Regions from separate parts of the Homo sapiens genome. Here regions 1 and 2 are each linked to region 3. A link is a loop called in an ENCODE intact Hi-C map of the cell type or tissue named here. Cell type or tissue: chondrocyte. All regions are shown on one strand. Links, peaks and the distances in the headings refer to the core of each region. The heading gives the core; the rest is flanking DNA. Region 1 has its middle 130 kb from the start of LINC01448. Region 2 has its middle 35 kb from the start of C7orf25. Region 3 has its middle 240 kb from the start of INHBA.

What was found. A loop is a pair of places that touch in the nucleus more often than their neighbours do. Peaks named below come from ENCODE experiments on the same cell type or tissue, not always from the same donor. Only the 100,000 strongest peaks of a DNase experiment are listed, where the experiment ranks them.
Region 1: a loop joins it to region 3, with 2.6 times the contacts of the local background. A loop is called at or near these places in 9 of 110 quality-filtered maps.
Region 2: a loop joins it to region 3, with 5 times the contacts of the local background. A loop is called at or near these places in 35 of 110 quality-filtered maps.

What each region holds. Positions count from the first base shown.
Region 1 is chr7:42,569,056-42,579,237 of GRCh38, forward strand. No RefSeq gene overlaps it. Among named protein-coding and RNA genes, the nearest start is that of LINC01448, 130 kb to the right of the region's middle. In chondrocyte, for the core only: CTCF peaks have their summits at 5,847 and 6,051; no DNase peak of the experiment used is centred there.
Region 2 is chr7:42,872,271-42,882,452 of GRCh38, forward strand. No RefSeq gene overlaps it. Among named protein-coding and RNA genes, the nearest start is that of C7orf25, 35 kb to the right of the region's middle. RefSeq lists enhancers at 3,564-4,495, 4,253-4,342, 5,725-6,246. In chondrocyte, for the core only: CTCF peaks have their summits at 4,370 (motif pointing left) and 4,572; no DNase peak of the experiment used is centred there.
Region 3 is chr7:41,939,174-41,949,355 of GRCh38, forward strand. No RefSeq gene overlaps it. Among named protein-coding and RNA genes, the nearest start is that of INHBA, 240 kb to the left of the region's middle. In chondrocyte, for the core only: CTCF peaks have their summits at 1,766 (motif pointing right), 1,981 and 4,062; no DNase peak of the experiment used is centred there.

The DNA.
Region 1 (10,182 bases), core at 881-8,880, 630 kb after region 3:
CAGAGGGTAAGCTTCACTCTCAGGAAGCTCTGCTTTATTTATACTTTCCATTCATTGGTCTTAGGTCTATGCCTTTGTTTTATAGACAATTTCATGTCTTCATAAAGACAAATGTTAAAAATTTTTGAGTTGCTCTTTGGATAAAAAGACATTGGTATAGTTTTGAGTCTTTTTTATCCATCAGATTTTCTTTCTGGTAAATTATACTTTTCATATATTGAACATAACTGAACAGTTTTTTCAAACATCCTAAGGCTTGGTATGTAGCGGTACAACTACAAAACTGAAATGCCTTTTAAAATATAGTCATTTTAAAGGTAATAATTATCTTCAAGAGTGTGAATTCATGAGCAAAAATAGTCGTAGTTGTTATAGGCAAATATTTAATAAATTTAAAACAGAAGAGCTTATTTATTCAGTAAATAGATATTCTTTCTGCCAAGCCCTGTGCTTTGTCTTAGAGATACAGTGGGGGAAAAGGAATAGCTACATCCTCAAGGAGCTATTTTTGGAGAAAAAGATAGGATAACAGGAACAAGATAATAGAGTACATCATGTTAAATGCTACGAAAGAAAAAGTGCAGTTCTACAGGGAAAGAGGAAAGCCATCTAAACAAGTCATAGAGGTAAGGAAGAGAGGTAAGGGAAGGGTGTGTAGGACTTAGCCTGATGAAGGTGGTCATTGTGTTGTTGCGTTGGGCAGAACTTAATGGTGTGGAAGAGGTCTTCCAAAAAGAGAGGTTACTGGGATAGTTTGCAAATGAGAGAAATGGCATGTTGAGAAAACTGCAATTGTTCTTTGGGAAGCCGAGGTGGGTGGGTCACGAGGTCAGGACCAGCCTGGACAAGATGGTGAAACCCCTCTCTACTAAAAATACAAAAATTAGTAAGGTGTGGTGGCAGGTGCCTGTAATCACAGCTACTCGGGAGGCTAAGGCAGGAGAATTGCTTGAACCCGGGTGGCAGAGGTTTGCAGTGAGCCAAGATCACGCCACTGAACTCCAGCCTGGGCAACAGACTGAGACTCCTTCTGAAAAAAAAAAGAAAAGAAAACTGCAATTGTTTACACATAACCTGAGCTGGGAGTTGGGCAAAGGAGGGAAGAGAAGGGAGAGGAGGATGAGGAGAAGAAAAAGGAAAGAGAAGAGATGAGAGTTAGGAGTGGAAGTGAAGAAAAGTTGAGGACTGGGATGAAGAGTTAAGTAAGGTCATGTTCTGATAGTTTCATAAACTATGTTAAGGACTTTAGACTTTGTCTTAAGGGCAGTGAGGGGGCACTGAAAGGTATTAAAAGGACGTACCTTTTAGAAATATTGCATTGGTTGAAGTGTGGAGAAGGGCTGAAAAGGATCCAGACAGGATACAGGCACATGGATCAGAAAACTGTAGGAACAATCTAGGCACAGAATGATGATGGCTTGAACCAAAGGTTGCAAGCCATGAGATGGAGAGATGTGGGAAAATTCCAAGTGTGATATGAAGAAGATGAATGGTGTTTTTCTTCCCCAGGTGGTGGGACTCTCAACGCTGACATCCAGATTTCTGCTTAGGTAGCTGGATACACCAAGGTACCGTTGATCTGGACAGGGGAGCAGTGGTGCACGGGAAGGAACATGAGGTTGTTTTGCTTGTAGTTTTCAAGTTTGATACATTTTGAGGAAATCTGAGTGAAAATATACAGTAGTAGTTTAACTACTGGAGTCCAAAGCTCAGGAGAGAGTTTTGGGGTGGAGACATTTCTGAATCATCAACTTTTGAGTAGAAAGCAAAGCCTCAAGTGTGGATCTCATTGCCCAGGAAGAGTATGAAGAGTGAGGTGACCAGAGACCCACGGAGGGATCCCTAGGAGGTAGTCAGAGAAAGAGGAATCTTCAGAAGACTCTAAGAAACACAGTTAGTGAACTAAAGAATAATATGCACCCAAATGAAAGGGCACAACACTCCAGCTTCATCTCCACCAGCAGCATATGGGTGGCTCCAGCTCCCACTGCAGGGCCTCCTGGGATTCCAGGTCCCAAAGCATGTTCTTGTCAGCTGGCCTTGGCTACCTGGGATGTGAGCAGCTTCTTGCTATTGATAATCTCTGATTGCATCATCTTCCTTTGTTTGGTCTTTCAGCTTTTCTATCGCCTGTGTAACCAATTCCAAGCATTCAATCCTCTCTATGTGAAAGAGTAAAAGTAGTATCTTCTTTCCTGGATGGACCATGACTGGACCATGACTGGCAAAGAGATCCACACTCGCAGTACCTCTCCCACTCCCTCCCCTCCTCCAAACTCTGAAGATAGTTATTTGTTTTGTTTTGTTTTGTTTTGTTTTGTTTTGTTTTGTTTTGTGGTCTCCGCTTAACACTAACTGGGAGCAAGAAGTGCTAGAAATCTAACTGGAAGGTCTGGTTCCTGCAAAAAGTTAAAATCCAGAGTTTCAGAAGCAGCCTGAAAGTTTTAATTATAATGAAAACAGCCACTAGATTTTAGCCCTTGTGAGTTCAGCGTTTCCTGTACATTGCTCAATTCCTGCAATACAATCGCCATCTACTCCTCGTATCAGAGGCAACACATATCTCATTCCTTTCTCGGCTCTTCAGTTCTGTAGGATCCAACGTGCCTGTTGGAAGTACACTGAGGAATAATGACTTTATGTTCATGACATTACCTTCTATGTGCATTTGAAAATTCTTGCCAAGCGTTCGGGACTATGTGGTGTTCTGATGTTCACTGGGGCACCAGAGGAGGCTAACTTTTTCTTCTATTACAATCAAAGCCTAAAAGGAAGAAGAAGCATTCTCCAAATAAGGGGTTCAGTTCTTAAATACAGGATCATTCTGGGGCCCACAGTAAGTGCAGAGTGGGTTTGTTTTTTTTCCCTATTATTTTTGGTTCGTTGTTTTTCCGGTGGGACAGCTATACAAGGTAGAAAGCCATAATTCCACCCCAGTATAATTGGCAGAGCCATTCTGTGAGGCCCCGGGGTTACAGCACCCACACCCTGGCAACGAAGCTGCGGGCCTTCCTGTTTGCCAGCATCAGTGGTCATATTATGGCTTGTGTGCCGGCAGCACCCTTTTCTAATTCTCTTTTAGGAGGAAATAATAAAAGGATCGGAGGATACTTATTCAGCGGCTTGCAGAAAAGACCTCAAAAACCTATTTATTATGCTGCGGTCTACAGGGAATTTGCTTCTGGCGTTTGATTTCAACTAAGATAAACTAACTAATGAAGGAAAATAAGTTTCAGAATCAAAGCTCCTCCTTCTCATTACTACCAGTCTGAGAAATGTTTATAAACTCTCTGTCGTGCATCTGACCTTTAAATAGGGTCCCTGTGGAGTGCTCTCTCTCTCTCTCTCTCTCTCTCTCTCCCTCTCTGTCACTCACTCACTCCTTCTTGCCTTCTCGCTTACCCCCTTTACTCTAAATATCTCCCTTCTTCCATTCCCATTATATTCAATGAGCTCTTTTGTTTTTCTTTATTCCTTTTCTCTTCTCTTTGGCTCTAATCTCTTCTTCTCCTTGTTCCCTTTCTATTCTAAGATCAAAAAATTAACATTCCTCTTAGGGACAAATAGTGCCTTAAGGTGACTTCTATCAGAAGCTCTTTATATCAATTTTCCCCTCTTCTCTTTGTGATGGTCTTTTAGTTTCTCTCCACGATTAGCTTTGACCTCTTCACTGTGTTTCTTCCTTCAGCATCTCCCTGGTACCATGACAGTGACTCATATTAGAAAAGAGTATGATGATTTTTCTTGAAACTTTCCCTTTATATTCCATACTGGAGTTTGTGGTTTGAGGCACTGGATAGATTGAGTTGGCTGGGATAGGTTGTTGTAATCATGACCCCAATGTATTCACACATCTCTGTATGCATGACATTTTGCAAGGTGACTTTCCTGATTCTCTTACAAGAGGTGAAGTCTATTTCTCTACTCCTTGACCAGTGCCTTGTTTTGGCCAATGCAACAAGTGCAAAAGTAATCCAAACAGAGGCTTGAAAGTGCTTGCACATTGGTGACTGCTCTCTTGCTGTCAGTAGCCTTCTGCCACTAGGTGACAAGCCCAGGATGGTGGGCTTCAGGGTGAGGACCTGGTGGTGAGGGCTGAGCAGCCATCCCATATGAGGTCCCAGACAAGAGGTACCTGCAGAATTGTGACATGAGCTCTCAGAGGCGTTTTGTGCCCTTTCAGCTTTCTCTTCCTTTAAATGGATATTTGGGAAAAGTTAAAAATAAGAAAACTTTAAAAATACTATTTAGTATCATTTATCAGTGAAATGACATTCTTAATTTCTTGTTGATAGATTTCACTTTTAAATCTTCTTGTGGTTTCATGAGCAGAGTAACCAATGGGATATATTTGCAGACAAGCCCATTTTTGCCTTTTAATAGTGCATACAATCATGAAAATGCTATTTCTTGTTTGAATTTACTAGGTTTTGGAGTGGGTCACTAGGCAGCACAATCTAATAGTGTCTAAATGAGACAACCCGTGCAAAATGCAAGACACAGTGTCAGGCACATACTGGTTGTTCCATGCTTGTTTGTTGAATAAAAGCAAGAATATTTAACTTATTCTTGAAATAGAAAGTGAAATATTTTTCCAACTTTGAGATCCTCTTACATGGAACTATAGTGCATCTATATTTATTTCTTCATATCTTTTTCTTAATCCTGATGTTAATTTTGCATATGCCGATTTTTAGACACTCATTGAAGGCATAATTGCAAAAAGGTGGAACTAGGGATGGAAAAGCAAAGGAGAGAGGGCAGAAAACAAAGTAGGAGAAAGTTTGTACAGTGTAGTCTTGATTGCTTCTCAGTCTTTTGGCTAAGATCAAGTGTATAGCATGGTCTTGGCTCAGCTACAGAAAGTGGATGTGAAATAATCGTGGCCTTAAAACTACTTGGGAATGGGTTGGAGTGAAGAAGCTGATAGATGTCTTAGAAGAATCAGGTACCTCTTCTGTCTTTTCATGTGCACATGAGGTAGCATTAAGGCTGTGTTTAACTTCTGTATTTGGGAGAGCGGTTGAGAAATACCTACTTAGCTCTGGCAATATGACTGAGTTAAGTAAACATTTCCCAGACTGTTCATATCTCAAGCTCCCAAGTTAACTGCAATTCGAGACCTTAAAGGCATGTTTCAACAGTTCATAATTATAAAGCACTGAACATTTAAATGGAAGACCAAGAACAACAACAACAAAAGAAAATATCAATCAAATGCTTTTTTTCGATATGTAGATCAGCAAAATGAATTACAAGCATTTCATTTACACTTCAAAGATAGAAGATCTTGAAATACCTCAATCACATGAAACAGAGGTTGGCAAACTACAACCTGCAGAATAAATCTGGCCTGCCACCTGTTTTGGTAAATAAAGCTTTACTGGAACACAAACATGCTCGTTCATTTGCATATTGTCTATGGCTGATTTGAGCTACACTAGCAGAGTTGAGTAATTCAGACACAAACCAGATGGCCTGCAAAGCCTAAAATATTTACCGTCTGCTCCTTTAAAGAAAATGTTTTTCCAGCCCCTGACATAGAAGAAGGTAAATGGAAACTACGCTTGTACCTCTGTGAATACCAGTCACTCAAGATGTGTAAAATATCAATGGTATTCTCTTCATATTACCTTTGCTATCTTTGCTATTTCATTTGGTGACCTTGTATTGAGCATTCTGGCTTGAATATGGGACTCAGGTATATCCAGGCAGGGGAAGTGAGAGCTCTAGAAGCCCGCTTTCATGGGGACTGAGGAGCATCTTTGGAGAACTTCATTTGGGGCAAGACCAAGTCAGGAACACAGGGCTCACCTCAGTAACAGAGTGTTGGCTGCCACCAAGGGGCATTTCTGAGTACAGCTCGGTTTCAGTTATTGAAATTTGTTTTCCAATCACAACTTCATCAAACTTACCTTTTCTTTCTCATGAAATCAGGAACCAAAATTATTCTGAGTTATTTCACAGAAGTATCTTTAAGAAATCAGTCATATACAGTGCTGCTTCGCAATCCCTTTGAAGGGGCATAAACACACAAAAATGAAAGGGAAAGAGGCATCTCTCCCTTCAGTGCCACACAATAAATGTCATGCAATTCTGGCAATGTGTTGACTCTGGTAAGGTTTTGGTATCAAGGAATGTGGTGACCAAGATGGTGGATGGCTGTAGAGGGCAGAGTGCCTACTTAGTGAAGCTTGGTTGAACAGAAAGTTTGAACAGAAAGAAGCACTGGCCCTTGGAGCTTGGGCTGCAGTATAAGAAGTGCAGAGGAAACCTCAGCTCCGGCAGAGTGGCCCCGAGGGCCAGGGACTTGGCAGAGCTGGATGATGCTTAGAGACCATCACTCAGCACTCAAGTTTCAGCCAACTTTCTGAGTTACCCCTGACCACACTGGAGTGGAAGAAATAAATATTTTGTTCTCATCAGAATTATTTTTCCCTTTGTTTAAAAGTAGCTGAGGGAATCAGAGTAGATAGGAATCAGAGAATTGCTTTTGTGCCAGCAGGAATATAAGGAAAAGAGAATGTGCCTTCGGTTTGCTCTTCCTCCTAACCTCAAGCCATGAGTTTTTTTCTTCCCCAGGAAGTAATGACCTTTAGGCTCACATGCTTATCTTTACAGGTTTGCAAAGAACCAGTGCAAAAGCCCTTTCACCACACCAGAGAGATTTTGAGGCCAAGCTCCAAAACTCTAAGGGAAAGAGAGGCCAGCTGCTGAGAAAATACAGGTCTCTTTCCAAATCAAAGAAAGACAATCTTTCCCTAACTTTGATCACGTCACTTAATCTTTCATAGTCTAAGCTAAAAAATTAATACTATTTATAGAGAGATTCTTCCAAGAAAGGGGCCCTATGCCTTTTATTTTCAAGAAGTATTTCCTCTATAATGGGTGTAATGTGCTTTCTGGAGGAATGGCTTATATGTAAGAATGATACTTCACCTATAGACCATTGTAAAATTTCCTCAAATTCATCACAGAAGTAAAATGAAAGCTAGGGATGATGGGTAGCCAGCTCCACAAAAAGAGTCTTTATGGTAAAATATATTAGGGAAATGCTAAATTTGAAAAAAAATAAATGGTTTATTTACTTCAGAACTTCTGAGGTTCTTAAATATACCAATATATGAAATGCAGTTTTACATGAGTGATATAATTTGAAGTATTATCCAAATGTATTTGACCACTGGGACCCTTTTGTACACCATAATGTTACACAAAGTGCATTCATTCTTTGCACGTTTTAAAACCTCAATTTATTATGGGACAGGAATTTGCTTAGGATGGTAGAAATCTGGGAGTATGCATTGTGTTAGACAGAACTCTTAGGGCTGAAGGTGATACAAATTCAATGCAAAATAGCTTAACTAAAACCAAAATGCTCTTCTCATGTCGCTGAGGAGCTGGGGTGTGTGACTGAGCAGGGGCTCAAGCAGAGGACTTGCCTCACATACCGCCTCAGTCCTCTCTCTCTCTCCCCTTCCATCTTTCAGCTTTTCTTTTCTCTGGTTTTATTTTTGTTTGATTTTGCTTTGTTTTGTTGTTTCCCCCAAACAGGCTCTTTCTACAAGGTGGAAGGAAAGAATGCTTCTTTTCTGAGAATCTCAGCAAAATTCAGAAAGAGCACTCACTGTCTAACTTTGGTGATGGATCCTCCCCTAATCCAAAAACTATGACAAAGAAATGCAGAATTATAATGGGTTAGGTCGAGGGCATGTGTCCACTCCATGATGGAAGTGAAGAAGGAGTTATTTCCATTCGATCTATATGGAATATGTTATTGATAAGAGAAATCTTATCAATTTAATTTTTAATGGAAGATAAATGAAGAGATGTCGGGCAGGTTGAAATCAACCAATGTCCACTCGGTCCGTTCATGCATACATCATGTCTGGTGGGGTGCCTCCCTGCTTAGGCTTTTAACTTATCAATCCTGGGTCACAGTCATTATCTCTGGTCAAGTAAATTCACTTGGAATGAAACATGTCTGTGACACCTATGTTCTCCTTTATCTTGTACAAAGTATTAACTCTGTAAACCAGAGAGTAAAAAGATTCTCTAAAAGAGTCATTTGCAAAGTGTGATCCTACAGCAGCATCAATACCAGCTTGAAACTTGGTAGAAAGGCAAACAGTTGGATGCCACCCAGACCTACTAAAGCAAATCTCCAGGGTGGGACACAGTAATGTGTTTTCTCAAGCCCTCTAGGTGATGCTGAAGTACACTAAACCTGAGAACCACTGCTATTTAGAGATAGTTCAGAATCACTTAACCGTTGGTCACTTCGGAACCTCAGATAGAACCTTTCTCTTAATAATCTGCATGAGGATCTCTTCTCTGCTCATTTTGATTCAACAGGTGTGGGATGGTGCTTGTTCATCTGTATTTTACCAGAGCTCCAGAAGTAATTTAACTGTGTATTCAAGTTTAAGGACCACTGTTTGAAAAGAGCAAAATGTTTAAGGTAAGGCTGGTAGCTAAATTTCAACAGTGTAGGCAGCCACCACAATTCAAGAACAGCCCGTTAATTGGGACAGAATAGAAACTGACCCCAGGATTTGAAAGCAGCTGTAGCAGAAGAACTCAAGCCAGGAAGGCTAATGAAATGTGATGACGATGAAGGAAGCCCTTTCAAAGGATGTGGTATAACTGAGCAACACTCAGGAACTGAAGAAGAGAGAGGCTCCTGCAACTCAGCAATCCTAGAGATTTGGAAGGGGACAAGGCACAGAACAAAAGAATGTTTGAGCAAAGGCATTAGATAATCTTGCAAGGTCTAGAGGCAGGGCCCTAGGTGGCAACAGATTCTACCACCAGGCTACGGACAATATGCATACAGATATCTTCCAAAATATAGACATTTTCTGTTATTTCAGCTCTCCTGACACACGTGGAAAACAACTCACCAGCAGTGTCATTTTGGGATATAGAAAGCAAAGAGACATAACACCCTTCAACAAGAATCTTGGCAGCATCAGTAATCTCAACACGTATTAAAAATACCAGCAAGTGCTTGATTTCCTGAGGGATAGTTATGCAGAAAAGGGTGACCAGCTGTTCTCCCTTTCCCAGAGGATGTGAGCTTAAGTGGCAATACAGGGGATGCAGGTTATCATAAGGAGATACTTCTGCCAAGAAAGTCTTGAGATGCAGACACTAAAATGGATTATCACGAGAAGCTGAGGAAGGCCAGAGGGAGCTGTCTCCTGGGGTGGGGCCCATTGCACTCAGAGCTCTTCTTGCTTCCCTGAGATAGTCCCTGGTATCTCTGCAAACTCCATCGAAGGAAGCAGACGTGGAACAGTTTCTAATACGTGGTTTGCCAAAACATTGAGGACTTGAGGGAATGAGGCACAGAGCCTGTTAGGTTTAAATAATCCTCTGACGGCTCCCCTGGGAACTCCCTAACAATCCAAATTAGAGCATGCATGCAAGCAATCTATTCTTGAGTATTTAATAAAGGATGTTCCAGTTGGTGGATTTCCGTGACCCTTCGCTTCTTTTTTCTACCTACTTTTAATCATTTCACTGCCTTTTAGCACTTCCACCAAGTGATGGTAGATGGAAACTGGAGAGAAAAACTCAAGTCAGTTTTGCTATAGGTTAGCAGCTCTGCTATAGGAAGTGGCCTCCTAAAACTCAGAGGGACAAAAGCCTGCTTAATAAACACAGTAAAGGGAATGCCGTCTATCTGAAGTCTCCCCAGAAACAGTGTGGTGTAAGAAAGATGGCACAGGATTGACAGTTGGTCAACTTCATTCTCGTACAAATTGAATCTCCGTTCATCACTGGTAAGACTGAGATAAAACCCTTTACCTAGTGGGGTCCTGGTAGGAACCAAATAAGCTAATAAATGCTCAGTGTGGAACACTCTCTCCCTGTGCTGTTAGTGCTGCTAAACCACAGAACCCTGGCTCATCCTTTAAACAGAATCCTGAAGGACCCCAAAACCAGGTCTAAGGGGAGGAAGAATAAATGAAGAAGAAAGGAGCAGTGAAAGGCAGAAATGTAGGAGCTGAATCAATAGCACACAGACTGCTGGGGCTGTTGCATCTCTAAAGCTATTGCCTACTACTGGTACTACTACCACCACCACTATTATTGGGAGTTTATTAAGGACTTGCTGTATGCCAAAGACTCAAGTATATGGCCTCTGATCATCTAACTAGTAAGTGCAGATCCTGG
Region 2 (10,182 bases), core at 1,262-9,261, 930 kb after region 3:
TGAGAGGTTCTAAGAGGCGGGCTAGTGGCTTGTACTATAGCATAACCTGCCTTTGCTGGTGTGTGGCGATTAGGCCTGGTGGAACCGCCATCAATAAATCAAGCGTGATCAGGGTGAGGAACAGGAAAGAAGGAAATGTGGGGAAATGGGGTGAATGTCAGGTGGATCAGAGAGATACAGTCATGGGGGTCAGGTGCGGTATCAGGAATAATGTGGGAGGCCGGATTGAGGTCTGGGCCAGGAACAACGGTAATTGTGGGAGACTCAACAAAGAGTGAGTATAGCTGAAGGAGCCAGGAAGCAGAAAGTATATGCGTCAGGTATGAGGAAGAAAATAGATTTTGGAAGTTATGAGAACTGTAGAGAGTGAGTTGAGAATAGTTTGTGATTTTGAGGGCCTCTAAAAGTATTAAAGCAGCGGCAGCTGCTGCACGCAGACATGAGGGCTAGGCTAAAACAGTAAGGTCAAGTTGTTTGGACAGAAAGGCTACAGGGTGTGGTCCTGGCTCTTGTGTAAGAATTCTGACCACACTAACCATGCCTAGGAAGGAAAGGAGTTGTTGTTTTGTAGAAGGTGCTTGGGTTTGAGAGATCAGTCGAACATGATTGGCAGGGAGAGCACGTGTGTTTTTATGAGAATTATGCCGAGATAGGTAACAGATGAGGAAGAAATTTGGGCTTGATTGAAGTAATGGGGGCTGTCTGTGAAGCTCTGCGGCAGTACAGCCCAGGTAATTTGCTGAGCTTGATGGGTGTCAGGGTCAGTCCAAGTGAAAGCGAAGAGAGGCTGGGATTAAGGGTGCAAAGGAATAGTAAAGAAACATGTTTGAGATCTAGAACAGAATAATGGGTTGTAGAGACAGATATTGAGGATAGGAGAGTATATGGGTTGGGCACCATGGGGTGGATAGGCAAAACAATTTGGTTGATAAGGCGCAGATCCTGAACTAACTTGTAAGGTTTGTCTGGTTTTAGGACAGGTAAAATGGGGGAATTGTAAGGAGAATTTATAGGTTTTAAAAGGCCATGCTGTAGCAGGCGAGTGATAACAGGCTTTAATCTTTTTAAAGTGTGCTGCGGGATGGGATACTGGCGTTGAGTGGGGTAAGGGTGATTAGGTTTTAATGAGATGGTAAGGGGTTCATGATCAGTCGCCAAGGAGGGAGTAGAGGTATCTTATACTTGTGGGTTAAGGTTGGGGGGATACAAGAGGAGGACGCAAAGGAGGCTTTGGATTGGGAAGAAGGGCGGCAATGAGATATAGCTGTAGTCCAGGAATAGTCAGGGAAGCAGATAATTTAGTTAAAGTGTCTCAGCCTAATAAGGGAACTGGGCAGGTGGGGATAACTAAAAAGGAGTGCTTAAAAGAGTATTGTCTACGTTGGCACCAGAGTTGGGGAGTTTTAAGAGGTTTAGAAGCCTGGCCGTCAATACCCACAACAGTTATGGAGGCAAGGGAAACAGGCCCTTGAAAAGAAGGTAATGTGGAGTGGGTAGCCTCTGTATTGATTAAGAAGGGGACTGACTTACCTTCCACTGTGAGAGTTACCCAAAGCTCGGCGTCCATGATGGTCTATGGGGCTTCCAAGGTGATCGGGCAGCGTCAGTCTTCAGCCGCTAAGCGGAGAAGGAGTCAGTCAGAGAGCCTTGGGCCAGAGTTCCAGGGGCTCTGGGAGTGGCTGCCAGGTGAGTTGAACAGTCCGATTTCCAGTGGGGTCCCGCACAGATGGGACATGGCTTAGGAGGAATCCTGGGCCGCAGGCATTCCTTGGCCTGGTGGTCAGATTTCTGGCACTTGTAACAAGTTCCTGGGGGAGGAGGTTCTGGAGGAATGCCTGGCCGCTGAGGTTCAGGCGTTTGGAAGTTCTTGTGTGCTAGAGATGCGGCTGGGGTTTGTCTCACAGTGGAGGCAAGGAATTGCAACTTTTTTCTATTACTGTACACCTTGAAGGCGAGGTTAATTAAATCCTGTTGTGGGGTTTGAGGGCCGGAACTTAATTTTTGGAGTTTTATTTAATGTCGGGAGCAGATTGGGTAATAAAATGTATATTGAGAATAAGATGGCCTTTTGACCTTTTAGGGTCTAGGGCTGTAAAGCGTCTCAGGGTTGCTGCCGAACGAGCCATGAACTGGGCTGGGTTTTTATATTTGATGAAAAAGAGCCTAAACGCTATCTGATTTGGGATAAAGAAAAAGGAGCAATAACCTTGACTATGCCTTTGGCTCCAGCCACCTTTTTAAGAGTAAATTGCTGGGCAGGTGGGGGAGGGCGAGTCACGGAACGAAACTGTAAGTCGGACCAGGTGTGAGGAGGGGAGGTGATAAAAAGATTATAGGGTGAAGGAGCGGAGGCTGAGGAAGAATTGGGACCTAGCTCGGCCTGGCGAGGAGCAGGCTGGGGAGGAAGGGAGAGGTCAGATGGGTCTGTAGAAAAGGAAGATTATAAAGACTCAGCGACGCTTGGGGTTGGTACTGAGGGGACAGGCGGGAGGGAAAGAAGGAAGATTTGGGACGAGTTGCACTGGGCACAGAGACTAGGACGGGACTGATGTGTAAAAGAATGCCTGGACATCAGGCACCTCAGACCGTTTGCCTATTTTATGACAATAATTATTTAGATCTTGCAGGATGGAAAAATTCAAAGTGCCATTTTCTGGCTATTTGGAACTACTGTCGAGTTTGTATTGGGGTCAAGCGGCATTGCAGAAGAAAATAAGGCATTTAGGTTTTAGGTCAGGTGTGAGTTGAAGAGGTTTTAAGTTTTTGAGAACACAGGCCAAGGGAGTAGAAGGAGGAATGGAGGGTGGAAGGTTGCCCATAGTGAAGGAAGGAAGCCTAGAGAAAAGAGAGTAGAGAAACGGAGGGAAGGGGTTCAGGGGTTCTTACCTGCCAGAAAAGTGGGAAAAGGGGTTGGGGCGCAGAGATAAGAGGTCAGGGCACGGAAATAAGGGATTGGGGCGCAGAGATATGAGGTTGGGGCACGGAAATAAGGGATTGGGTGCAGAGATAAGAGGTTGGGGTGTGGAAATAAGGGACTGGGGGTTCTTGCCCCATAGAAAAGCGGGACTTGCCGCTAAGGCTGAAGGAGAAGGGGTTGAGAGGTACTTGCCCCTGTCCCAGGAAAGTGGGACTTGCCGCTAAGGGTGAAGGAGAAGGGGTTGAGGGGTACTTGCCCCTGCCCCAGGAAAGCGGGACTTGCCACTAAGGGTGAAGGACCAAGGCAGGCGTCCCTGTGTGGTCTGACACCCTTGAAACATGAGTGTATAATCAGAGAGGCATCCCTGCAATGATTAAACACCAAGGGAAGGCTGCCTTCCCAGTCCGTGACCGGCGCCGGAGTTTTGGGTTCATGGATAAAACATGTCTCTTTTGTCTCTACCAGAAAATGAAAGGAATTGAAATTAAGAGAAGGGAGAGACTGAAGTGTGGCGCCAAGATTGAAAGGAGAAAGAGGTTGAGGGATAGTGAGGGAGGTTGGAGAAGAGAGTAAAAAGAGGCCGCTTACCGGATTTGAAATTGGTGAGATGTTTCTTGGGCTGGTCGGTCTGAGGACCTGAGGTCATAGGTGGATCTTTCTCACGGAGCAAAGAGCAGGAGGACAGGGGATTGATCTCCCAAGGGAGGTCCCCCAATCCGAGTCACGGTACCAAATTTCGTGCGCGTCCGTGTGAAGAGACCACCAAACAGACTTTGTGTGAGCAATAAAGCTTTTAATCACCTGGGTGCAGGCGGGCTGAGTCCGAAAAGAGGGTCAGTGAAGGGAGATAATGGTGGGGCCATTTTATAGGATTCTGGGAAGGTAAAGGAAAATTACAGTCAAAGAGGGTTTGTTCTCTGGCGGGCAGGAGTGGGGGTCGCAAGGTGCTCAGTGGGCAGGAGTGGGGGTCGCAAGGTGCTCAGTGGGGGTGCTTTTTGAGCCAGGATGAGCCAGGAAAAGGACTTTCACAAGGTAATGTCATCAGTTAAGGCAAGGACCAGCCATTTACACTTCTTTTGTGGTGGAATGTCATCAGTTAAGGTGGGGCAGGGCATATTCACTTCTTTTGTGATTCTTTAGTTACTTTAGGCCATCTGGGCGTATACATGCAGGTCACAGGGGATGCAATGGCTTGGCTTGGGCTCAGAGGCCTGACAGCTACTAAGTCTTTATTTTATGCCAAATTCTCCTCTAAATGCAGTACAGTATATCTTATTTCATTTTAATCCTCATAACAGGTCTAAAGCAAAGATACTATTATTATTTTACAGATAAGAAAACTAAAGCTTGGTGAAGTTAAGTCGCTTGCCCCGGATCACACAGATCGTGGCAAAACTAACAATCAAATTAGGGCCTGACTCCAGAGGCCAAGCTCTGACTTTTACATGTGCTGCCTCCCAGTGGGAAGAGCTGGTAATTACCAAGCCTGAACTCTGGTTCTATTACTCCTTCATTTCCCTAGAACTAATTTTTTTTTAAACAGTTTCATAGAGAACTTACTCACAATAGCCAAGACCCAGAAACAGTCCCAGTGTTGATAGATGAGTCAAGGGATAAACAAATCATGGTAAATACCTACATATTTAATTAGCCATCAAAGGGAATATGCTGCTAATACGTGCAACACCAATGAAGCTCAGAGACCCCATGCTTGGTGAAAATACCCAGACTGAAAAAGAGAACTCTGTCCTTACCTGTAACATCAGATAGGTTGAATAAAAATGATCTCCAAAGTCCTTTTTATTTCTAGCATTCTTAATTGCACCAAAGTTAGGAAAATATGTTCACATATCAAATTGATTTTTAAGTATCTTGACCTCATGACCAAAACGATAGCAATTCATTCAGCCTAGAATTTATAAATTACATGTTATGAATAATTAGTCACACTCATCCCAGTCCTGAAGAATATAATTATTGCGATACATATAAAGCTCCATGAGAACCAGAAACAAGATAACTTCATTCACCTCTGTCTTCCAGGCATCAAGAACGACATCTTTCACACTGGACATGTTCACAAATGACTGGTGAATACTAAGGGATTAACATAAGATCACTAAACCACCTCTATGCTCCTCTTTTTGAGAAAAAGAAAAGAAAAATGAGAAACAATGGATCTTCAGAGCTAAGTTGAAGTTAAGGATTATTTAGTTTATTCTCATTGTTTTATAAATGATTAAAGTAGACCCAGAGAGGACATTTTTACCATTGATACTGCTATGATTACTACTATTGTTGCTATTATCATTGTCTTCATGTTCTGAGGTAATTCTGAGAAATCTTTCTTTTTCATCCACCATGAAATACTGTAGAAGACTCAAGGGCTCTTTGCCTTTTTCTTGAACTGGAGATTTAGGAACCACAGCCCTCTGCCCACCAGTCCCCCTCCTGCACTCCCCACTCCTTAAGGATAGAATTATTGAGTTTTATATATATATATATATATATTATATATAATATATATCATATAACTTATAACTTATATATATATAACTCAATCAATAATTCTACCCTGAAAAGAGGAGGAGCTTCATTGAGCAACAAAGTGGGCAGGTTCCTGGTGAGGCCCCACCTTCAGGCCAGGGAGGGTCTGAAGGCTGAGGACCAGGCTGCCAGTCCTGCAGACCAGAGTGGGAACTTGTGGTGCCTTCTCCAGGCTTACCCATGGCCACCCATGGACCAATCGGCACACACTTCCTCCCCTCTGAGGCCCATAAAAGCCCTGAGATCAGCCAGAGCAGAGCAGACATCAGGACAACCAGCTGCAGAGAGAAGCAACCCACTCCAGGGCCGCCACACTGCTGAGAGCTAGGCAGACAATGGGATCACCTGCCTGCAGAGAGGAGCTTCCCACTTCAGGGTCTCCTCTCTGCTAAGAGCTAAACACTTGTCAGGACACTCTGGTTGTGGAAAGGAACTACCCTATTGCTCAATAAAGTTCCTCTTTATCTTGCTCACCCTCCACTTTTCTGTGTACCTCATTCTTCCTGGTCACAGGAGAAGAACTTGGGACCTGTCGAGTAGTGGGGCTGAAAGAGCTATAAGACAAACAGGGCTGAAACATGCCCCTAGATCACCACATTGCAGGCAAAGAGAAGGAGAGAAGAGCTGCAGCCCTTCAGGGAGCCCAGACCTGGGAACCGTCTGAGCCAGGTCTGTGACTTCCTCTTCAGAGCTCTGTGGTTCCTGGTGTCTCCAAGCTTCCAGGCATACCCATGTTCCCTGGTGCCAGCTGTAGAAGCTGCCTGTGGTGCACCTGGTCCAGCCGCAGCCTTGCAGAGGGCCAGCACCTGGAGCTGCCCTCCCCGCTGCAGCAGCCAGCATGTCTGACTGCACAGTGGCTGGACACCAGGCTCACTCACACAGCCCTTGCTGCTCCACACAGTCTCCCTTGGCAGTCATGGGATCCAGGCTGGTAGTGTGAGCTGAGCACCACCTGCCAGGCTGAGTGGACAGAGCAAGCCCCGCAGGATCGAGTAAACTCAAGCAAAGGCACCACTGGCCACAGGTTTCCAGTCAGAAAAGCAACACCCCAAAGATCCTATAACATAAAGACTACACCTTAGTATAAGGGCTGTGCTGTAGCACTAACAGCAAAGCTGAAAGTAATGCTACCCAGAAAACCAGACTTTGACAGGATCAAGTAATCCACAAGTAAATGAGTTGTCCACCAGAAAATAATTTAACAAATCTTTAGAGGAAGAACCTCCCAAACTTATAATCTACAATGTCTGCAAAAAAAATTATGAGGCACATAAAAAAGGAAAATGTTATAGATAATTAAGAGAACAAATAACCAATAGAAATAGTGATCTAGAAGATCCATATTTGGGAGTTAGCTGACTAGGACTTAGTTGAATAACATTTTTTTAAATATGAAAGATATATTAGTCAGGGAGTAACAGAGCAAATAGGGTGTGTGTGTGTGTGTGTGTGTGTGTGTGTGTGTGCAGAGAAAAAAAGGGATTTATTATAAAGAATACTCATGCAACACTGGAGGCTGAGAAGTTCAGACCCAGAAGAGCTGATGGTATCAGTTCCAGTCTTGAGTCTGAGTCAAAGGCAGGAGAAGACCAGTGTCCCAGACTGAAGACAAGCAGAGAAAGAACTCTTTCTTACTTAGCCTTTTATTCTATTCAGGCCTTTGACAAATTGGGTGAGGCCCACTCAAAATAGAGACAGCAATCTTCTTTCCTCAGTCTACCCCTTCAAATGTGAATCTCACCCAGAAACACCCTCACAGATATACCCAGAAATAGTGTTTAACCAACTATCTGGGCATCATGTGGCCCAGTCAAGTTAACACATAGCTAATCATCACACATGGAAATTGGGAAACTTTCAACACACCTGTGTATCTATATATCCATATATAAATTGCACATAAGACATTTACCATAGACCACAAGACAGAGGCATATCCTAGGCTCATATAACAAGTTGACAAATCTCAAATTATTTAGATCATATATTGCATGTTCTGTCGCCACTATGGAATTGAGTGCTCAGTAAGAGAAAGATAAATAGAAGCTAGAAAAGCAACACATTTCAAATTACCCATGAGTTAAAGAAGAAATCACAATGAAAAAATAGAAACTATTTTGAGCTGAAAGATAAAGAAAAGACAATAAACCAAACTTGTTGTATACACCAAAAGGTGCTTTGGGGAATATTAATAGCTTCAAATGCATATATTAGGTGAAAGGAAAAGATTGAAAATCACTAAGTTAAGCCTCCATCTCAATAAACGAGGAAAAGAACAGTTAATTAAACCCAAGGATAAGAGAAGTAAATAATAAATATAATAGCAGAAATCAATAAGGTATAACATAAGAAGTCAATGTAGTCAAAGTTGCTTCTTAGATAAATTTACTAAAATTAATAAGTCCCTAGGTAGACTAATCAAGGGAAGAAAAATGAGAAAATTCAATTTATCAGTATCAGGCATAGACAAGGAGAAATCACATAGACCTTAGAAATATTAAAAAGATAATAAAAAGACATTATGAAAAACTTCATGCCCATAAATTTAAAAAATTTTGTGTCAAAACATTAGATTACATGGAGAAAAAAAATCCTCAAAATTCCAATATACCATCACTGGCACAGGATGAAATGAAAGATGTGAATGATATTGAATTTGTAATAATAATAGTTGTTTTTAATTTACAAAAAAAAAAAAAACTTCCCACAAAGAAAACTGTGAGATGGCTTTATTAGTGAATTCTCCTTCACATTTATGAAAAAACTAAAACCAATCTTATCCAAACTCTTAAAGACAGAGAGAATAAAAAGAAATACATTTCAACACATTTTATGAGATCATCGGAATTTTTATTTCTAAACCTATGAGTGCATTATTTTAAAAAAGGAAACCACAAGCTAATATATTTCATGAACACATGAGAAAACTTAAGTAAATAAAATGCAAGCACATATTTAAAAAAGTAATACATCTCGAACAAGGGTAGTTTATTCCAGGAATAAAAGGCTAGTTTAACATTTAAAAGTGAATGTGATTAATCACATTAACAAAACAAATGAGAAAAGCTAGTAAGATTCAAATAAACCTAGAAACAGACTATTAGTAAAAGAATTTATCAAGGGCACTATACAAAAGTTGGTGGTATTTCTATATAAAGGCAACAAACAAGTAGAAAATATAAATTACCATTTGCCATAACATCAAAACATAAATCACTTATAAATAAATCTAATGAGAAATGTGTAAGACTTTTATACAAAAAACTGCAAAACATTAATAAGAAAATGTTTGAAATACTTAAGTAAACAGGATGTGTCTGTTCCTTGACTGGAAAACTCAATGTTGTTAAGATGTCAGTTCTCCCAGAATTGGTCTATAGATTCAATGCAATTCAATGTAATCCCACTAAAACTCCCTTGGTTTTCTGTTGTTGTGTTGGGGGTTGGGCGGGGTGGGGGGGTAGAAACTAACAAGCCGATTCTTCTCTTTTTCCCCCATTGGCTAGGCTCCCTCAAAGCAGACAAGCTGTTTCTAAAATTCATACGGAAATGCAGAGAGCCTAGAATGTCCAAGGACGTAAGGAAGTAGAACAAAGCTCATATATTTTAAACCATGAGATATAAAGCCTATTAGAAAACTACAGAAATTAAGACAGTGCAGTACTGGTACTAGAATATGGAGCAGACCAATCCAATAGGAAGAGGAGTCCAGAAACAGACCCACAAGTCTCCCACACCCTAATGGGGAGAGAGGGAACTCCACTGCAATTCAGTGGGAAAAGGTACATGGAAAACAAAAACAAGAAACCTTGGCCCCCTACTTTAGGAAAGCTGAGAAAATCAAGTTTCTATAAGAAATATAGGACAATATCTTCATGAGCTTAGAAGAGGCAACTATTTCTCAAACATGACACCAAAACTGAAACTGCCTTTGCAAAACTATGACAATAAAAGAAATCCAATATGGCTGAGTTCATCTTGCTTCTAGCCTCACAGGCTGGCTGTCTTCATTCATTCACGGGTATAGACCAAGCTTACTATGGGAGAAATTTAGTTTACAGTTTAAATAATAACAGCCCTTCCCAAAAACTAAACTTTCTTTGTAAAACTAATGAAAGGCCACCAAGTTAGGAGGATGAAAGGGGTCTGAATTCTGCTAGATGTAGGCATAGTTAAATACTTACTAGTCATTATTCTGGAGGTCCCAAGATTTGCAACTTCCCCAATTACTCCTGCAGATAGCATCACTCTTGTAGAACCTAAGATTGACCTTTTGAGATGTCTTTTAAGGCTTTTGCATTTCTGACAACCAGATGATTCCACTTGGACCTGGACATTGGACCTGGACTCCTCTAGTAGCCCCCACTCAGAAACAGCCTCAGCACACAAGGATCATTTTCCACACCCCTATGATTGCATCCTCAACTAATCAGGATGTCCCCTTCTGGATACCCTTGCCCAACAAATTCTCCTTGGAAAACCCTAGTCTACAAATTTCTGGAGAGATTAATTTGAGTAATAACTGTCTCCCATGTGGCATGGCCAGCCAAGGGTTAATTAAACCCTTTCTTTACTGCAATGTCATGGTCTCAGTGGATTGACGTTGTTTGTGCAGCAGGCAGGAAGAACCTATCAGGTTATTACAGAACTACTATTAAGAAAGTAAAACAGGCCAAGCATGGTGGCTCATACCTGTAATCCCAGCACTTTGGGAGGCT
Region 3 (10,182 bases), core at 773-8,772:
TGTGTGCCAAGTAATGCATTGTCTACACTTGAAAGGGGATGGGATGTTGGACTTTAAAATCAGTTAAAAAGCCTATTTCAAATGCAGATTCTGGCCTCCAGAGATTTCAGTAAGAAAGGGACAAGGAATCTGATTTTTCATTTAAGAAGCAGACCAGGGCCGGGCGGGGAAGCTCATGCCTGTAATCCCAGCACTTTGGGAGGCCAAGGCGGGTGGATAACGAGGTCAGGAGATGGAGACTATCCTGGCTAACACGGTGAAACCCCGTCTCTACTAAAAATACAAAAAATTAGCCAGGCGTGGTGGCGGGCACCTGTAGTCCCAGCTACTCTGGAGGCTGAGGCAGGAGAATGGCGTGAACCAGGGAGGTGGAGCTTGCAGTGAGCGGAGATGGCGCCACTGCACTCCAGCCTGGGCGACAGAGCAAGACTCCATGTCAAAAAAAAAAAACAAAAAAAAAAAACAAGAGGCAGCCCCGAAGATTCTGAAGCAGGTGATCTCTTAGCCACTCTTTGACAAGCACAGATTTAATGTCTCCTAGACCAAACAGGCAGACACAGCAGAATGAAGCTCTCCAGCTCAACTGCAGGGTGGATGTGCCTAGTCTGTCTTGTCCCTCTTCCTTGCCAAGGTGGCCCTTTACAGCTGCCCTGTTCAATACAGATGAGCCACAGGAACTATTGAGCATTTGAAACGTGGCTAGTCCAAAGTGAGATGTGCTGCAAATGTAGCACAGACATGGAATTGTGAAGATTTGGCAAAATCAAAAAATGTCAAAGGCGTCATTAATAATTGTTGATGTTACATACTGAGATGACAATATGTTGGATTTATAGGTTTAAATAAAGTATAAACTTGATTTCACTTTTTAAAAACTTTTTAAAGTAAGGCTACCAGAAAATTTAAAATTACATTTGTGGCTTTAATTTGTGACTTGCATTATATCTCCATTGGGCTGCCCAGGTCTAGTCAATCCCTGCCACAGAACACGGAGCAACACCTCCATCCTGTCCCCAGACCTACTGCTCTTAATCACTGAGGCCCCTTTGGAACTCTAATAACTATAATTTGTGGTTCCTTGTGTGCCAGAATTGCACTAAAAACCTTATCCATGTTCTCTCATTTAATGTTCACAATCGCCCTCATGAAACAGCCATTTCAATCTCTGGTTCTCAGATACACTGCTCCCAGTACTGACCTCTTCTGAAGCTTTTCTGGTGCTGTATTGAAAACCTCCTCCTCTCTGTAAGTCCTCCAGCCACCTCTGAGCTGCTGGAGATCAGACCCATTTGTATTTTAATTCTCACTTCCTAGCACATGGCGCTCTGGGACGCAGACAGATTAAGTGACTTATCCACCCTCTGGGTCACAGGGCACCAGGATTTGAATATGATCTGTCTGCAAAGTCCACGCTTTTTTTGTGTGTTTTTGAAAATCACTTTATTGAGGAATGACACGTAAAAAGCAGTATGCTTTTCAACCATCACATATGCCAGCTCCCAGGTGGGCTGCTGTGGGAGCAGGGAAGGGTGCAGGGAGGAGAGCCCACTTCTCTTTCCCTGTGATTATTTTTCCTGCACGGGGTTGTATGGCCAAAAAGTGCGCAAATAGATTGGTAAACACTAAAGCTGGTCCTCGTTACTGACAGGTGAAAAGAACATGTGTAAGACCCAAAACACCTAGGAAGGACATTTGTAAGGTGACTAAGCCTGAGCTCCGCCTGTCTCTTTGGAAGCAGCCAAGGTACAGTAAATGCTCTTGAACACCAGGGGGCAGTGTGTGACTGCCGTTTCTCATTCCGCTCCCTACAGAGCCTCAAAGCAGTTTTTCCCAGTAAAGCTGATCTCTGCTACATGGGTCCTAACTCTGAGCCTCTGTCACCTCTGTCAACAAGACTTTCCTTGAGTGACAAAAACTGAACTTAAGTAATGTAAGTGCCCACAACAGCTGAAGTCTGAGCAATTCTTAGCGGCAGGAAGATGTTTCTCTTGCTGCCTGAACTACTCCTAGAATGGTAGAGCATCAAAGAACCATAGCTCCTTAAGCATCTCTGGGCAAGAGGTGCCTGACCCCTATCCCTGATGGCACTGAGTCCTGTCTGGGACACTCTATTACATTTCTTTTCTGTCTTTCTCCTTCCTTTCACCTACAAGTAAATCTTTTCTGTTTTAAGAAATCAGTCAAGGCATCAGCAATGAACTCTGGGTATGAGACGCCCACTCATAGGAGCTCAAAATCCCCAAGCTCCTGGGTATTTTCACATGGATGGGATGCTCTCCTCACCCTCAGTGTGCCCCAGCCGCGGCTCCCCACCCTCGGCCCCTCCCCTTGTGGGTTCCCTTCTCAATGCCCTGCACCTGGGAGCCTCCCTCTCACCCAGACTTTGCCATGACCTTGTTCTGCTCACTCTCTTCTCCTTTCCCTGCCTCTGGCTATTCCCTGTCACCCACTGACTCCGTGGAAGAGGACTCCCTCCCAGCTGAGTGTGTGACCCCAGGGCCCACTCTGCTTTCCGCTGGAGGCAGCCAGTGAGTGGTAGACGCATGGGATCTGCCTTCACACAGTCCAGGCTCTGTCACTGACCAGGCAGATAGCCTTGGACACCTGCCTGAACCTCTCTTCCCTTCCGCCCTTCAGATCCCTCATTTCCTCATTTTGGAGCCTCCTCTGGGGCACACGCTAAGACCTCTGGGCACATGGTCATCGCTATGACCAGCCCTGGCCCTCTCCTTTTGGGGGGCAATCAGTTACATGCTTCTTTTGGCACAGAGTTCATCTATATCCATGTTTGAAGTGATTGCCCGGACATGAATATAAGGGTCACTGCCTAACTCGCTGCAATAGTTAAAGGGAGTAACGAGAAGGGGGCCCTGCTGAGTGGTCTGGAGTGGGGTAAAATGAAAGGCAAACACACCGCCCTTGATGATTTAGACTCCTCTACAAGAGAGACTAATCTACTACATAGACTAGGACACATTCCACAGATGAGGAAACAGAGGCTCATAGAAAGTTCAACAACTGGCCGGGCGTGGTGGCTCACGCCGGTAATCCTAGCACTTTGGGAGCCTGAAGCAGGCGAATCACTTGAGGTCAGAAGTTTGAGACCAGCCTGGCCAACATGGTGAAACCCCATCTCTACTAAAACTACAAAAAAGTAGCTGGGCTTGGTGGGGGGCGCCTGTAATCCCAGCTACTCTGGAGGCTGAGGCAGGAGAATTGCTTGAGCCGGGGAGACGGAGGTTGCAGCGAGCGGAGATCGTGCCATTGCACACCAGCCTGGGGGACATAAGTGAGACTCTGTCAAAAAAAAAAAATTCAAAAGTTCAACAACTTGTGCAGAGCCACTTGCTACCCGAGGACCCGTGACTCAAGCACATCGGTGTGGTTTAAAGTCCACCCTGTGGCTCCTCTCACGCTCCTCCTACCTCCGGGTCAAGGGGCGCTGATGTAAGGCATTCCGCTTGTGCCTTTCAAAATAAACAACTGCTTTCAAAAGACAAACGGAATTATACATAGACTAGGACAGTTGAAAAAATGCTAGATTCTGTCCCCGCAGGGAAGTGGCCGACCCGATGTGTGGAGGGGCTGGGAGCTGCCATGCCCCGCACAACCCGGCGCACCCTGCGGGCTTCACGCGTGGGCTTCACGCGTGGGACTCGCAGGCTCAGTCTGCAGGGGCGCTGCTGTCACCGCACCCGCCTCCCCAGCTCAGGCAGCCCAGGACTCCCTCTGGCTTATATGTAGTAAAAAACAAAGGCAGTGTCTGGTTCAGATCCAAGAAAGCCACAGCAGTGGCCACAGAGATGTTTCTCCAAGTCTCATATTGATGAATCCCAAGCATATTTGAACTGTTTAATACCCCCATCTCCAAAGATGCTCTTTTTTAGCTAGTGTCCAATCCCTATATTACAGTTCCTAAACAAGAAACATTCCCCGTGCTGAATCCGCGTGGTTCTTTCCTCTTCAGCGCAGAGAACGGAGGTGGAGATGGGCTCCGGTGCTCCCGCTGAACAGGGACGGTGCGCAGTCATTCCCCGCCTGCACCACGCGGTGGCAGCAGCAGCATGGGCTGAAGGGGCTGTTGGACGCGTTTGCAGCTCCGCCCGCTGAGAAGCCACTATTAAATGCCCTGCAAACTGGGCATTAATCCCCAGGCCCTCCACAAGTGTGGTGAGGGGAGTGTGGAGGGAGGGAAGGAGGGCAGTGGACAGTCAAGTCTTGGAGATTGTGCCTGATGGCTGAGTGTTCTGGAATAGGCCTGTCCTTTCTCTCATTGACAGGGGGAGCTAGAGCTGGCAGGAGAGGGCCAGGAATTTTTCTCTTGCTGACACTTTGCAACAGGTCTGGCCTTTGGACCCAGAACCCCATAAGACCAGGCCTGTTCTTTTGCCTATGAGACTTCCTCGTTCACAGAAGCTATGACTTCTAGACCAGGCATCGTTGACTTCTGGCCTCCTCCCTCTTCTTCTAAAATTTTCTCCAAAAAGCACACCCACTGGCCCCCCTGGTGTGTCCCCTCCAGCTCTGGTCCTCCAGGGCAAAGCCCAGACTCCTTCATGGGGTGTTTGGGGCCTATGCACCTTCACCCCGAGTTTTCACTCCTGCCAGTGCCTTATGTACATCCTGTCAACCTCCTTCCTGACCCTCATCTACAGAGGTCCACTCTCCCACCTCATACTGTCTCTTGTACCTTCCTCTCCACCTCTTCCTCTTCTGAAAGGGCCCCTCCTTAGTCAGTGTTTAACTCATGTTCTTGGAACCCTTCCCTGATGTCTGAACTGTTAATTATAACCTGTGCCACTTCCCTGGTGCCTGCAAACACTGCAAGACTTAACTCATCTCCTGCTCACAATGATTCAGTCATCTGGACAGATGAGGACACTGAGGCACAGATACATAAACTTGCCTGAGGTCCCAGAGCTAAGGAAGAGGCAATCTTAAATTGTCATCTCTGAGTAAACTCACATATTCTCTGCCTTGGAACTCAGAGACTGGGATTTTGCCACTATGTTTCTCTGTGACTGATTATGACCCAAACAATGTCATAACATCTTTTTTTTTGAAACATAGTCTCACTCCGTCACTCAGGCTGGAGTTCAGTGGCACAATCTCAGCTCACTGCAACCTCTGCCTCCCGGGTCCAAGCGATTCTCCTGCCTCAGCCTCCTGAGTAGTTGAGATTACAGGTGCACCACCACGCCCGGCTAATTTTTATATTTTTAGTAGAGACGCAGTTTCACCATGTTGGCTAGGCTGGTCTCGTACTCCTAACCTCATGTGATCTTCCTATCTCAGCCTCTCAAAGTGCTCAGATTTACAGGTGTGCACAACCACTCTCAGCCAATGTTTGTATTTTTAGTACAGATGGGGTTTTACCATGTTGGCCAGGCTGGTTTCAAACTCCTGAGCTCAGGTGATCCACCCTCCTCGGCATCCCAAAGTGCTGGGATTAGAGGCTTGAGCCACTGTGCCTAACCCCAAACAGGGTCACACATCTTGATTCGCAAAACAAGGAATGTGGAGAAGTGGTGAGGGTTGGGATCCCTGTTCTTGCACTTGCTAGCTGAGTGATTTCAGAAAGGTAACACACACACTTTCTCTTTCTCTCTCTCTCCATTTTTAAAGTGGTGGTAATACTAGTAAGACTATTATGAGAATAGAGATTAGAGATATAATATAAATGTGTTCAGTTTACAGTTGAGTCTGTGAGTGCAGTATCCAGAAGTATTCCATAAAATGGAATACTCCTATAGCCAGGAACTCAGCATCAGTCACTGTAAATGCAAATACATGCAGCCGTACCCGGATGGCTCTGCGGTTTCTTTTCTTTTTCTTTTCTTTTTTTTTTTTTTTCTGAGATGGAGTCTCACTCTGTCACTCAGGCTGGAGTGCAGTGGCAAGATCTCAGCTCACTGCAAACTCTGCCTCCTGGGTTCACGCCATTCTCCTGCCTCAGCCTCCTGAGTAGCTGGGACTACAGGCGCCTGCCACCACGCCCTGCTAATTTTTTGTATTTTTAGTAGAGACGGCATTTCACTGTGTTGGCCAGGAGGGTCTCCATCTCCTGACCTCATGATCCACACGCCTCGGCCTCCCAAAGGCTCTGTGAGGTTTCTAAATAAACACTGTAACTCAGAAATATGTGTTTGGAGGTATTAAACTGCAGAGAATTGAAGGATGAAAACTTACCAAGAAATATTAGCTAGGGCCCTTTCTTTGACAATGTATCCCACATGAGGTTAAATCCCATAGCTGTGACCCACAAGGGGGCCCAAGAAGCCCCAACTCTCATTTCCAGAGAACACTCTCCTTCTGCAGACCCCATTTTCCTTCCGAGCTTGCAGCCTGATTTCAGGGTGTGTACTGGTTCACAGTGACCCCCAATCTGACACCCGCCACCCCACCTTATGCACAGGACTTACCTGCAACCCTCAATTGCACGATTCAACCCCACACTTCTGGCTGGGATGCTGGTCACATCTAACCCTGACAGAGTCATTCCTAGACCCCAGGACTTTGGAGGTGGGAGTGAGGAAGAACCAGTCTCTGTAGGTGACTGTAAATCTGAACGAAGAACCTGGGCACTGTGGGCCACCATTTCCCACCAGCCAGGCAGAATAAGTGTGCTGGGTGGGATGCGTGAAGAGAGGATGGAGAAATCAGAATGTAAAGATGTGAAGAGGTTGCTCCCAGGGCTCCCAGTAACAATGTAAGCTCTCAGTTCTGCTCTCCCCAAAGGAGATCTCCCTACAGCACCATCACTCACCTGGCTACCTTGAATTGGCCTCTGTTCCTTGCCACCAAAAAATGTCCTAACTATGACGTCAAGCTCTCTGCAGCCAGAGACCCCCAACATGCTGTGATGAGAAAGTGCTGGACACTGGTGATCTTGTCCGCAGCCTCACACTGTGTCCTGCCATCCCAAGTAGGTCTTTGAGAGAAGGGAGAATCCTTCCCTGCCATTGTTCTGCATGAAGAAAAACAGAAGTAAATGGCACTGGTGATGCTTCTGCCATCAATAGAAGTCCCTTGCACATCCCTCCAGTTGATTCATGGGAGCCCCACTCTCTGGGTGGATTGGGTCACCTCCAGCCACCCAATTCCCACTTAGAGCTATAATGGGGCTTGCGAGGGGAGTGCAAGCCCAAGCCTTTCCCCTGTAAACCACAGGTTCTGGGCCTCCTGCATCACCTGGGAAACCGTGAAACCCTTTCCTCTAAAGCCTCACCTGGCGAATGGCCCTTCAGCATGAGCTCAGGACCCACATCCTAGGAAGATCTTCCAGGAACCCCCACAGGCTTCAGTTGGGAAGGTCTCCTCCTCCAAGCCCATGCCTTCTGCTCTCACAATACTTCCCATCCTCCCCTCCAATGTTGCATTTTTCTCTTTTTCTTTCTGGACTGTGAGGTCCTTAAGAGAAGAGTTATCCTTCATCCTTTTTATCCACTGGTGATAAGTATTCAGTAAATATCTGTCAAACTGACTTTTCAAAATAACAACCAACCATCACACCCTTTCTTAGCATTTCTGTCCTTCCAAATGGAACTTCAGGATACACACAGGCTTTCTAGCTCATGTTCTTCTCACTGTCTCATCCACCCACTCCTAAGAAGTGTAGAGACCCTTTTGGTTTTACAAGATTTGGAGTAGATCTCTTCTAGAGAATCTAGAATACAGGAAAGGCAGAGGCAGTAGGTAATCATACCTCCCTGGTTTGATTACCCGCACAAGATTCCCATGGGCAGCTCCGAATCTTCTGGAAATCAGTCCCAGGTTGAGCAAACAAGCAAAGTTTTCACAATCGTGTTTTTGGGTTCTAGTTTTTGACTTACAGATTTGATAATTCTGGAAGTCCTGAGGCCTCTGCACCAGACCAGCTGACCCTGTGGTTTCAACATGTGGACCCCATGTGGACCACTTTGAGGCAGCTGTTAGACATAGTAATGTCAACATGTAGGAACTCTGTGTGATACCAAGTAAAGAAAGCACTAGGGTGGCATGGGAGACATGGAAGGGTTGGGGTGAGGGTCAGGGTGAGGGGCTGGTGACTGTGAAAGAGGACAGTGAGCCATGGGATGCAGAGTGGAATCTGGGGAAGGCATGGAGGGGCAAGGATATCTACGGACCCATTAGCGGGTCATGTTTCCATTCGACTGTGGTTTTAGGCCATCTCAAAATGTCTCCATTATAAAAAAGACCCTGTGTCAATGCTTGTGTGCCAATATTCCATACCCCACAGGGCTCCTCCCTCCCCTCAAACTCCCCTTCTGATCATCTGCAGTGAGGCTCAGAGCTACCATCAGAGGGTGATGTTGCCGGGTGTCCAAGTATTACTCAAATAACCTGTCCAAGGTGGCATACATTTCTGGAGACCCTTGCGCCAGAGTATCCCCAGCCCCAGACTGTCAGCTGCCTGGTCCTCACATACCCTGCCCTCCTACCACAGTCAAAACCCCGGTACAGACCTGCTGGAGCCAGAAAAGGAAAACAAATAAACAGAAAGTCTCTCTCTTCAGAGCAGATGACTTTCAAGCTACCTCGTGAGCTGACCTCAGGAGTAATAATGATGACAGTTGGATACTCTGCCCCTACTAGTTTTGTTATGGTACAGACACTCACTCTCTTCCCTCTTCCTGCCACTGTGGCTATGAAACCAAGTGTGGCTGGAGCCTGGTCAGCCTGGGCCTGCCTGGCAGTGATGGGCAGAGTTCTTCCTTTACCTATGATGGGTGGACAGCAGGAGTGAGAGATAAGGGTTTTATTCTTTTTTTTTTTTTTCTTAAGATGGCGTCTTGCTCTGTAGCCCAGGCTGGAGTCCAATGGCGATGATCTCAGCTCACTGCAACCTCCGCCTCCTGGGTTCTGGTGATTCTTCTGCCTCAGCCTCCCGAGTAGCTGGTGTTACAGGGGTGCACCACTACCCCCCAGCTAATATTTTTGTATTTTTAGTAGAGATGGGGGTTTCACCATGTTGGCCAGGCTGGTCTCGAACTCCTGACCTCAGGTGATCTGCCAGCCTTGGCCTCCCAAAGTGCTGGGATTACAGGCATGAGCCACCGCACCCAGCCACGGGTTTTGTTTCTAACCACTAAGATCTCGGGTTCTTTTGCCAACATTGCGTCCTCCTGCCCAGCCACTGACACTATGTGCAACTGACTCTTACATGGCCTCTTACATTTTACTATTAGGTTGGCACAAAATTAATTGTGCAATTACTTTTACGCCAACCTAATATGTTTTCACGTATCCACACATGGCCTGCAAGAGTAAGCTAAGGTTCAGAAGGATAAAGTGGCTTGTCCAGGGCTATACAGCAAGTACACAGTGACATTAGTTAACATTTCATAAATACTTGCAGGCTCTAGGATCTGAGCTAAGTGCTCTGCATGGATCATTCATCTTGGCCTCACAACAAGCCTAAGGTGCAAAGTTCATTTACCACCTAAATGCATCTCTGTCTGTCCCCTGTGGAGCTCAGGAACTGACTGTGGCCTGGAGAGTGTAACCTGGACTCAGTTCTGAAGCCTGTGCTCATCTGACTCCACCTTTAGCATATCCTGACTAGCAAACCCAAGCAGAAAACAAATGCATGCTTTTATTATGCTTAATGCTGAGAGCTCAGAAGACATGACTGTTTTTTATTAAACTAATGACACCAAACTCATCTTATGTACCAGATTGACCAAATCATGTGATAGTGAAAAACACTGGATTAGCTCCTGTACTTCTGAAAGTTTTAGGAATATTTAATTTATATAAGTGCTTACTTATTTCTATCTAAGCCTATTAGAATAGAGCTCCTTTAAGGAATTTTATAAATTAATTTAGTAATACCATTCGGAGGTGGGAAAATATCACATATATAGTCATCTCTCAGTATCCCTAGGGGTTAGTCCAGGACCCCCGACAGATACCAAAATCCACAGATGCTGAAGTCCTTGATATAAAATGGCATAGTATTTGCATATAACTATGCACATACTCCTTACACTTTAAATCATCTAGAGATTACTTAGAATACCTAATACAATGTAAATGCTATGCAAATAGATGTTAAACTATATTGTATTTGTATTTTTTTATTGTTTTGTTATTTTTATTTTTTCATGTACTTCTGATTTGTAGTGGCTTGAATCCATGGATGTGGAACCCACTGATACGAAGGGCCCCCCGCACCTCACA